Linked DNA regions of Homo sapiens: region 1 is linked to region 2. A link is a contact called in ENCODE Hi-C or POLR2A ChIA-PET data. All regions are on one chromosome and are shown on one strand. The core of a region is the stretch at or near the end of the contact, and the rest is flanking DNA. Distances in the headings are between cores, read along the strand shown.

The links. Hi-C counts contacts between places; a loop is a spot of excess contacts on that map. ChIA-PET counts read pairs that join two places held with the same protein, here RNA polymerase II (POLR2A). Pooled maps may share reads with other maps.
Region 1: a pooled map shows a loop between it and region 2 (15-fold over the local background). The contact joins the promoter of ZNF488 here to the enhancer-like site in region 2. A Hi-C loop is called at or near these places in 2 of 37 single-sample maps with no recorded cell type and 6 of 50 pooled maps. POLR2A ChIA-PET finds 5 or more read pairs at or near these places in 1 of 52 experiments (activated naive CD8-positive, alpha-beta T cell).

What each region holds. Positions count from the first base shown.
Region 1 is chr10:47,380,877-47,385,899 of GRCh38, reverse strand. It overlaps ZNF488 (zinc finger protein 488), which reads left to right and starts at 1,607. Exons shown (of 2, transcript NM_153034.4): 1 at 1,607-1,680. RefSeq lists a silencer at 1,159-1,638 and an enhancer at 1,201-1,700.
Region 2 is chr10:46,263,043-46,267,941 of GRCh38, reverse strand. It overlaps the pseudogene ANTXRLP1. Among named protein-coding and RNA genes, the nearest start is that of ANTXRL, 22 kb to the left of the region's middle. RefSeq lists an enhancer at 925-1,590. Within about 2 kb of position 1,726, at least 2 of the 41 ENCODE cell types and tissues checked have a DNase peak (open chromatin) inside an H3K27ac peak, as active enhancers do.

The DNA.
Region 1 (5,023 bases), core at 358-2,857, 1.1 Mb before region 2:
TGTTTTGAAATATGAGGACATGAGATTTGAGAAGGACCAGGGGTGGAATAATATGGCCTGCCTCTGTTTCCCCACCCAAATCTCATCTTGAATTATAGTCCTTATTGTAATGCCCATATGTAGGGGGAGGGACTTACTGGGAGGTGATTGAATCATGGCGGTGGTTGCCCTGTGCTGTTCTCATGATAGTGAGTGAGTTCTCAGGCAATCTAATGGGTTTGTGAGGGGCTTTTACCCCCTTCACTCTGCACTTCTCTCATTCTTCTCCTTCCAGCCACCCTGTGAAGAAGGACCTGTTTTGCTTCCACTTCCACCATGATTGTAAGTTTCCCGAGGCCTCTGCATCCATGCTGAACTGTGAGTCAATTAAACCTCTTTCCTTTATAAATTACCCAGTCTCAGGCAATTCTTTATAGCAGTGTGAGAATGGATTAATACAGTCTAAAATAGATCTTTCTTTATATAACTTAAAAATTACAAGTGATGAAAAGCATTTGAGTTGGTTGGTTGTCAGTTTTTTCCCCCTCTTTTGGAGCTGTATTTAGTATAATAGAATATCTTAAATTAGTGGTCTTTTATAATAAATGAAATTGGGTGTACTTCGCCCCAGCATATTAGGGTTCCCTTGCTTCATGCCTTCCATGACAGTTGGTATTATTATATTTTAACATTTATGCCTAATGATTAAACATCTCCTTGTGGTCTTAATTTGCATTTTCTAATTACTCTAGAGACTTCGTCCTTTCACATGATTTTGGTCGTTAGTGGTTCCTCTTTGAAGTGCCTATTCATGTCTGTGTCCATTCGTTGCTTTGGGTGTTCCTCTCTTTCACACTAATTCATTAAAAGTATATATCCTGGATACTAATCCTTTATCAATTGCTGCAAGTATCTTCTTTCAGTGTGTGGCTTGCTTTTTCACTCCGTTTGTTGTTTTTTAATCAAAGTATAAGTTCTTAATTTTAACGCACTTTAACTGTCATTTTCCACCATGGCCCGAGTCGCGGAGTCCGCCTTCCTGGCAGAGCGTTGCGTGGTCACAGCTGAGGTCTGGGGAGCAGAGGCGGCGGGCGCTCCCGGGGGGAGCTGGGCGATTCCGGCGGGGGGAGGTGCCGATCGAGCGGCCGCCAGGCTGCTGGGGGAAGGAGGGCCAGGAGGCCGTGGGGGTCCTCGGCGCAGACTGGAGCCGCAGGCACCGCGCGCAGCCCTCGCCCGCATCGCCGAGGCCCCGCGGGCCCAGGAGCGAGAGGTCGGGCGCCCAGGACCAGAGGGCGTAGGCGAGAGCAGGCACCGCCTCCAAAGAACGCCCTCGCCCTCCCGCAGGCGATGGCGCCCGGCCCTGACCAAGCCAGCTGGGGGCATCTCCGCGGAGCTGAGCCGGGGAAGGGCCGGGCAGCCCAGAGGGTCAGAAGGGGGTTTTCTCCCGGGGTTGTGAGTTCTTTGGCCAGCGGCACCCTCCCCTGCCGGGGCCGCCCACCCGCAAGCCCCGCCCCGAAGGCTGGAGCTTCCCTGGGGGTGGGCGACGCCGAGACCACGCCCCGAAGGCGGGAGCGGCTTGGGGGCGGGATCTGGCCGCCCTCAGGGCTCCGGCGCCAAGTTCAGAGCCACGCGCAGTGCTCTTGGCCGGGAGGAGGCTGTGCTGCACCAGCACCTCTTGCTCCACATCTCCAGAGAGCCCAGGTGAGGCGCACCCTCCTGTCTGCAGGGACAGAGCCGCGAGCGGGCGCGGGCGGCGGGGTCCATCTCACTTCCACATCAGCCTTTCCCCAGGACAGGGTTGTTGAGTCCTGCCTTTGACTGTGGGGTCCTTTCCTTCCCAATGTCGCCAGCTTCCTCTCTCTCCCACGTCGTCTCCGAGTCCCATCCCCGTTTCTGTTCCCTTTCTCTTCTCTCACTTTTTCTCCTCTATCTCTTCTTTATTGTCTTCCTGTTTTCATTTTCTTCTGTGTCAGTCTCTCTCCCTCTCTCTTTTCCTCTCTTTGTTTATTCTTCTCCCCTACCTTCTCCCTCTCCCCCCTGTTTTTTCAGCACTCAAGAATTCTGCCTATGAATTTTTCTCCTAGGGTGACTTTCAGGCTGCAGTTGTTTTCCTCCCTCCCACTGTCTCTCCCGGGGTTTATCCTGTGTTGCTGTTATTCTCAGCCCGGGCTTGCGCTGGGCAGTAGGGTAAGAACCATGCATCAGCCCCAGATCCTTTCTCCAACAGATTATATCCAAAGATCTGGACATGTATCCTGTTCACTGCCTTTCCTGGGAAACAAAACAATACCAAATGATCACATTATAATGAGTTTTTAGAATGAGCTAAAAGAACATACCTGGTTTTAGAGACAAGGGGTTGATTGAATCCTTTCCTTGACATTTTGCCTTTACTAATAGACACAGACAGCACAGCAGGAAGCTAAGCCTTGCAGAAGCATTTAGGGGGCGTTCCCACCCACACCTGCCTTCTGGGCAGGCTATGCAATGCCAGGTGCAGGGGAGGGAGGGGACAGGATTCAGAGCAGGGTTGTAGGAAGACAGTGGGAGGCCAGGGCTTTGAAACATTTGAGGGAGCCTGGAAATAAGAAATTAACAGTAAATTTCTAAAATATGTAGTTGCCAATGCCACTGATGTACAGAAATGAAATTAATTACTCCTGAGGGAGACATTAGACATTTTATGGCAGTAATTATGGCATTTGAAAGTAATGATTTTATGTACATTAGATAGGAGGGCCAAGGGGAAAATATTTCCTGTTAGTATCAAAGATTGTCGTAGATGCATAAGGGACGAACTCTAGAAAATCAAGTCTCATTCTTTTTGAGGGATAAAATAGAACTATATCGAGGCAATTTTTTGTTTCTTGGTTACAATGTAATCTTATCAGAGATATGTGATTTAGTTTTTAATGATATTTTATGACACATACATATTTATATGTTCAAACACACACAAATACATAATATATATGCACTAAGTTATAAAAGAGCCCTTGTTTGTTTGTAAAGATCTTAATTACCAATAAAGGTTGAAGCTTTCACTTCTTGGAAATAAGTTAACATGATATTGTAGTTTATTATGACCTTTAATGAAAATTCAACTAATTTACTTTTGATTGATACAGAAATGGAAATTTGGCCGTAGATAAATCACACAGAATTAAACAGAAATTAAGTATGATGAAGGTGCATTGCAGTGTGTTCAGTGAAAGAATTTGCATATGCTAGATATTTTGGACAAATTCATAGGTATGTGCATGGAACTGTGATTTGTGAGGCTTTTTTCTGGTTTAAAAAGTTAAATTGCCTTTATATCTAATCCCTGATCCCCAACATATGCGGATTCTGGGGGGAGGGATAAAAGACTTTGCAAATGATTTAGAATCATCGTGTCTGCTTTGCTTGGCAGATTTCTTTTCAGACATCCAAGAGGTGGCAACTTTTGTTTGAAACATATAATCACACCAATTATTTAAAAAAAAAGACAAACTTAAATATTTTTAAACTTATTTTTCCTCATTAGTGGTCTGTGCCTCTATAAGAACATCATTGTCTTTTTATCCTTAGATGATGCTATTGTTGGAACCTGGGAAGGTCGGAAGGAATAGCTGAGGTAAAATCATGGACTTTTTGCCTGAAGGCTGCCAGTGGAATTGGGACCACTGTCTCAGGCTCCACCTTTATTCTCTAGTTGTATCAGGAAAAGAGCTGCTGTTCCTTGTGCTCTTGCTATCTGGCATGCACAGAGCCCTGTTGAGTCCTGTCCGTGAGTGCCTGAAGTGAAGATCACCATTCTTGTTTTACTTATGAAGAGATGGAGGCCCAGAGTGTTTGTCTGAGCTCAGGCAGGTAGTGGCAGGGTTGATTTGGAACACAAGTAGTGCCCTGGCGCCTGAGTGACCAGGGCTAATTCAGTCCCTTTATGTGACTTCCATGTTGCTGCAGCCCTGGCAAATATAACGTCTAAAATATCACTCCACACAGCACCAGCCACTGCCTATTGGCATTGTTTGGCAGAACACTGCTCCCTGTTCTATGTCCTGGCCATCCTCAGTCATATTCATGGCAGACTCTCAATCTGCACAGCAGGGCCCCATTGAAGCATTGGATCTGCCCTCTGCTTTCACTGGCCCTGCTTCTGCACAGTCTCAGACATCTGAGTGGATGATGAGATCACATCCACCCCTATGAGGGTCGACGTGGCCAAGTTATGTTGCACTAGGGCCACTCTCCCTGCTTCCATGGGTACTGGCTGTGTTCGCAGTCTCCTGCACTTGGCTTTCCTCGAATGCAGCAGGCATTGCTGCTAGAGGGGTCCAGGCGTAGCTGGCCACAGAGCCTGTAGGGGCTGACCAGGAATTGCTCATCTCCCCAGTGCCACCAGCCAGCCTCTGGGAAAGCCTGGATCACCTTCAGTGTTTAATTTCCTCAGTGTGCCAGAGCCAGGAGGATTCCTGGAAACAGGTGTATTCCCTTTCTTAGGAAACCCCAGGACCTCACAATCCAAATGCAGAAAAGGCCCGTAGATGATTGTCCTCTGGAATCTTCCAAAAGGGTCTGGGAAGCTTCTGCAGAGACTAGGGATACCAAAGGATTAGAAGACAGGAGGTATTTTCTGCTCTTGTGTGTTTTAACTGAAGAGAAAAGCAGATGCAGCAAAGCACTGCTTGGGGGGAGCGGGTGGGGGTACATGGTGTCTCTGAATAAGATCTGGTGCCTGACCTGCAGCTCAGAACAGCTTGAGGCTGGCCAGTTGGCTTGGGTTAGGGAGTGACTTCAGACATCCCAGGAAAAAGAGGTTATCCAGATGTTTGCCAAGAGTTCTTTCTTCTGTAGGTGGAGCAGGAAGGAGAAAAATGCCCAGGCTGTTTGGTCATTTATTAAACACTGTTATGCACTGGTCCCTGAGAGCTCAGGAGTAATGGGAAGGCTGCCATGGAGTGGACTCTGTCCCTTTGCACTCAGTGCGATAAGAAGTGATACCCCTAATGTTTACTGAGCCAGGTTCCTTAGCACTTTCTCTATATTAATCCTTCTAATC
Region 2 (4,899 bases), core at 477-2,976:
GGTGTGTGTGTGTACAGTGGGACTAGAGTGTTTGGGCGTGTTGTGTGTGTCATATGTGGGTGTCTACATGGGGATATCTTGTGCGTGTGGCATGTAGGGAAGGAAATGGTGTGATGGCATGTATGTATATTTTGTGTGTGCATTCAGTGGGTGGTGGGTGTGTGTGCCATGGCTGTGTGTGTATGGTGTATGTATACGTGTTTGCTGTTTATGTTGTGTGTGTGGGGTGTGCTGGGTGTGTGTTGGGGGAGTGGAGAGTGTGTGGTGCGTGTGTGATGTGTGTGGTGTGTGTGTGGGATGTGTGGTGTGTCTTTGGTATTTTTGCTGTATGTGTGTTTGCGATTTATGTGTGTGTGTGGTGTGTGGGTGTGTGTGCTTCGGGCGTGTTGTGTGTGGTGTGATGTGTGTGGTATGGGGTGGGTTAAGTGTGTGGTGCAGTGTGCATGGGTGAGTGGGTGTGGATGTGTGGCCCACATGGGTGTGAATGTGAGTGTCTATTGCTGTGGGGGGAATATGCAGGGGTGATGGTGTGAGTACCTGTGTACAATTAGTGTGTTGTTAGCTCACAACAATAAGTTTAACTCTAAAGCAAGAAAAGACATGTGTGAGAAGTTCTCAGGGAAACACCAGCAAATGGCATGGAACAGCAGCTAACCCAGACCACAGGGCAGGAGCAGCCAGGGCTCCTCCCAGGAAGGCCAGGCAGGTGCAGAAGGTGAAATATCTGTATAATTTACCACATCAACAAAACGGGAAACAGGGACCAAGCGGTTATCTCAGGGGATGAAGAACAAGAAGTGGGGGCGTCAACATCCCACAGCACCCTGTGAGCAGAAGGAAACCTCCATAGCCCAACAAAGGCATCCGCACAAACACCCTCAGCTCACCTCAATCCCACAGGATCAGTCCCAGCATCTGTCCCTACTGTCTGGAATGTGGCAAGGGTGACTTCTTGCCATCTGGGGTCCCGGCATGGGTGGTGACATTGTGTGGTCCTCTGTGATGACCCGTCTGTCCTGACCTCCGCCTGCACACGCTGGGACTCCGCATGGCCGGCATTTACGCAACTACCGCTGCTGGAGAGGAAGAGAGCCTTGGGTGACTCTCTTCCATGGGGACAGCACGAGGCTGGGTGCCGCTGGCCCCAGAGCAGCAGCTGGGCTCTGGCTTCCCAGTTCCTCACTGCAGGGTGCCCTGTCAGTAGGCTGTGGGGACCGACACACGGTCCATGTCTGAGCTCTGCTCTCCATGGGCACACGACCAGAGCAAATAGTCCAATGTCAGCGAGCTCCAGAGGTGCCTCCCATGAACAGAAAGGACGCTGTCAGGCCTGTCGTGAGTCCCTAGGCACTGGGCTGTGCAGGGACTGGCACAGGGCTGGGAGCTGGTAGGACCCAGGAACAGGAGCTGTGCTGACACTTCTACGATTGGTCCTGGGCTCTGTCCCCGACACCGCCTCTCCCCGATGCAGAGCTGAGGGTGGGGATAGAGTAGAGAGCTCCCCTCCCCCTCAGGGTCTCTTTCTGCTGCTCCTGATTTAAAGCTGCTCAGCCATGCAGCCAGTGTGACAGCTGTGCTCTGATGATGTCCCCTGGAGATGCACAGGCTGTGGCGTCTGAGCAGCCCTGTCAACCTGTCAACCCCAGGTGGGGATGTGAGTTGTAACTCCTCCCTGGAGGCAGCTGAGTCGAGGTGACAGGTGCCCTCTGCCCACCAGCTCGGCCCTCTGCCTCTGCCCACCAGCTTGGCCCTCTGCCTCTGCCCATGTGGCCCGCAGTCACAGCCCTGACCTGTCAGCTGTTGGCTGAGTTGTGCAAAGCTGCCCCACATGGAGGGTGACAGTCACAGGAGGGAAAGGCCAAGGCAGGAGCCTGGAACTCAAATGCAACAGAATGAGCCCTCTCAGCAGGCTGTCACCAAGAAACCAGGAGGGCTCCAGGGAGCCCAGGAAGGAGGCCAGGGAGGGAGGCACACAGCCCAGACTCCCTCATTCAGGCCTGGGCCTCCTATCCAGCCTGGGAGAGGCCTCTGGTGGCCTCACTGCTCCAGGCCCATCCTGAGCCCATCCCCCACACATGGCTGGAGGGTTTTGACAGGCATCTCCCTCTCCAGCCTGGCAGGTGTCTGAGGCTCTTAGCAGAACCCCCAGGCCCTCCAGGGGCCGCTCCCTGTTCTGGGCACCTTGTGCAGAGGTGGGACCAGGTGGAGCACAGGCACTCTGCAAGCCTTGCCTCACCTCGAAGGGCCGAGCCCACCTGTCCTTCACAGCCCTGTTCATAGGGCACCTCATCCTGGAAGCCTTTCCTGATGACCAGCCCCTCTGACTCCCTGCAACCAAGGGCTTGGTCTGTCCCTCTCATCAGTCACTTGTCACCCAGGGTGTATCATGATTTCCGGTTGTCTATGTCCAAGTATAATTTTCTTCTTTAGTTCTTTGGTTTTCTTCCAACCTTTATTGTTGAAATTTTCAAACCTATAGGTGAGTGGAAAGGATTGTGCAATGAACACAAACACACCTCTATCCACCACTGGGATTTTACAATGAATGTTTGCCCATGCTCCTTTGTCTGTCCTTCTCCCTCTCTTTTCATCCATCCACCTTGCAAAAAAAAAAAACAATGTTTGCAATACATAGAATATGTAGTCCTAACACAGCTTAGAATGTAATTTGCAACCACCCTGATCGTGAAGCTTTGGGGCAGCCCTCAGTCCTGCTCAGGGTGGCCGAGTTGGGCTGACCAAGGGGCGCAGGCCACAGGCCCAGTTGCTCCCTCCCGGGCACACTGAGCTCAGGTCCGACTGGCCAGGGCCCTTTGGACACCTGAGCAAGGAAGATGTTGAGAATGCTGCCTGATAGCATCAGATTTGGAAGCAGCTGTTGTCTGCCTTAGCGGTAGGAGAGCACCCAATGCTTACCCTGAGTGGGGCCAGGTCTGGTTGCTCAGCACAGGGCACCAAGCTGGCCTTTCCTGCTCTCTCACAGCCTCAGTGCCCCCACCAGGCCCAGGGTTTTCTGAGGACAGCATAGTATCCATCAAGTGGGTGCCCACAAGGGCTGGGCTGGCACCTTGAGCAGGAGGAGCAGGCCAGGCCCAGCCGGCTGATGTCAGCAGTCAGTGTGTGGGGCCTTGAAGTGAGGCAGGCCTGGGAGCTCCTCATCTGAGGAGCATGGTTCCCTAGGTCCCAGCCAGGAGCTGACACGGAGAAACACAAACCCACTGAGGCCTGCATTTCCCATTTCCTAAGAAAGCTAGAAATCTGGATATTTAGGGGAAATGTTCAGGCTTTCAACTGTGAGCCCCCATTTTTGAAAATACTTGAAAGCCTCAGAAAGTATGTCAGCAGGCCAGCTTCACCGACAGCCTGCCTTGAAGGTGTGACGCTGCAGGAAAGCAGGAAGCAGGGTTCAGAGGAAGCTTTCCTCGGGTGCATGGACTGGGGGCACCCCAGGCATCAGCAGGGATTGGAATGCGTGGGGCCTGGGCCAGGAGGCAGGGGTGGAGGCCAATGCCCTTGGCAGCTGCAGACCTGCGGTCTGCTGACTCCTGAGGCCAGCCCCACCTGCCCTGTGTCCCCTGTGGTGTTTGTCTCAGGGCAGGAGCCACAGTGGTGGAAGGACACACTCCCTGAGCCTCAGGGTGGGTGCCCTGTGGTCCTTGCTGGATCAGGAAGAGCAGGAGATGAGGAGTTACCTGTAGGTCTCTGGAATCGCAGCTAAAACAGGACTTCTGTGATGGATTGCCCTGAGCAGGGTCGTAGGTGCCTCACCTGTCCTACCCGAGTCCTGGCCCTGCCCCTGCCCCTGTGGGTGTCCTGCCTGCCACAGGCACACAGAAAGACAGGGAGGAGAGACCCCGAGTGTTCAGCAGCCCTGAAGGAGGCATCAAGGCCTGGGTGCCCAGCTGAGGCATGAGACATGGTGTCTTCAGGCAGCCTTGTGGCTCCACTTACACCTTACATCAGGGAGGGCCTGGCTGAGTGCACCGCCTGTACCCCTGGGGCCTGAGGGAGCACCACAGATTTCAGGGCAGGAATAGTACTCTGAGCCTGCCCTGTGCAAGGACCAAGGCCTTTCCTGAGCGTGTTGGTTCAGGGATGGTAGGGAGAGGGTCCTTGAGTGTGCTCAAGGCCCAGCTGCCTCCCCCTGGACCCTCAGTGACACCAGATGAAGATTTGACCCAGTGGACACATAGATGTTGGTCAGACACTGCTCCTTCCTTACAGGAGTATCTGCAAGTTGAGTTTTGGGGGAGGATCTCCAGGAACAGGGAGGTCAGAGGAGAGGCAGCCCTCCACTCTTCCACATTCAACCTTTTGAATGCTGTCCTTGCAGAATCCTACCATGTGGTTATTCATGGAAATGGCTTTCAGAATCTAAAGAAACGGGATGAAGTTATTTGCAGATTTATCTTCAGTGAAAGCACTATCATTGGTAAGTTGTCTCCTCGGTGCCTCTGAGTCACGTATTTCCCACACAATGCTGCCTTTTCCCACAGCCAGCCAAGCCTCCCAGCCCTTGCCAACCATTCCCTGTGGACCCTGTGGGGTTAGAGGCCATGAAGACAAGTGGAAGGAGGCACTGGGAAGGCCGGCCACCCCTCCCTTCATCTGCCAAGTGGGGAAGTAAAAAATCCACCTGTGCCTCAAGAGCATCTTAGACGAGGGCTTCCCCCTCAGTGAGGCTGGGTTTAGGACTGGGTCTGTGATCACAGCTGCATCTGCCCACCTTAGCCTCAGTTTCCCCTTCCCTTGAGAGCCCAGGACCCAAAGCCCACAAGGCTGCTCCTGGGAAATGTTGGCAACCCCGGAGGTCTGAGTCTGGCTGGCCAGGTGCACCAGTAGCTTGCCCAGAGGGGTATGTTTACCTTGCACTGAGGGAGGATGCCAGCCTGTAGGCCT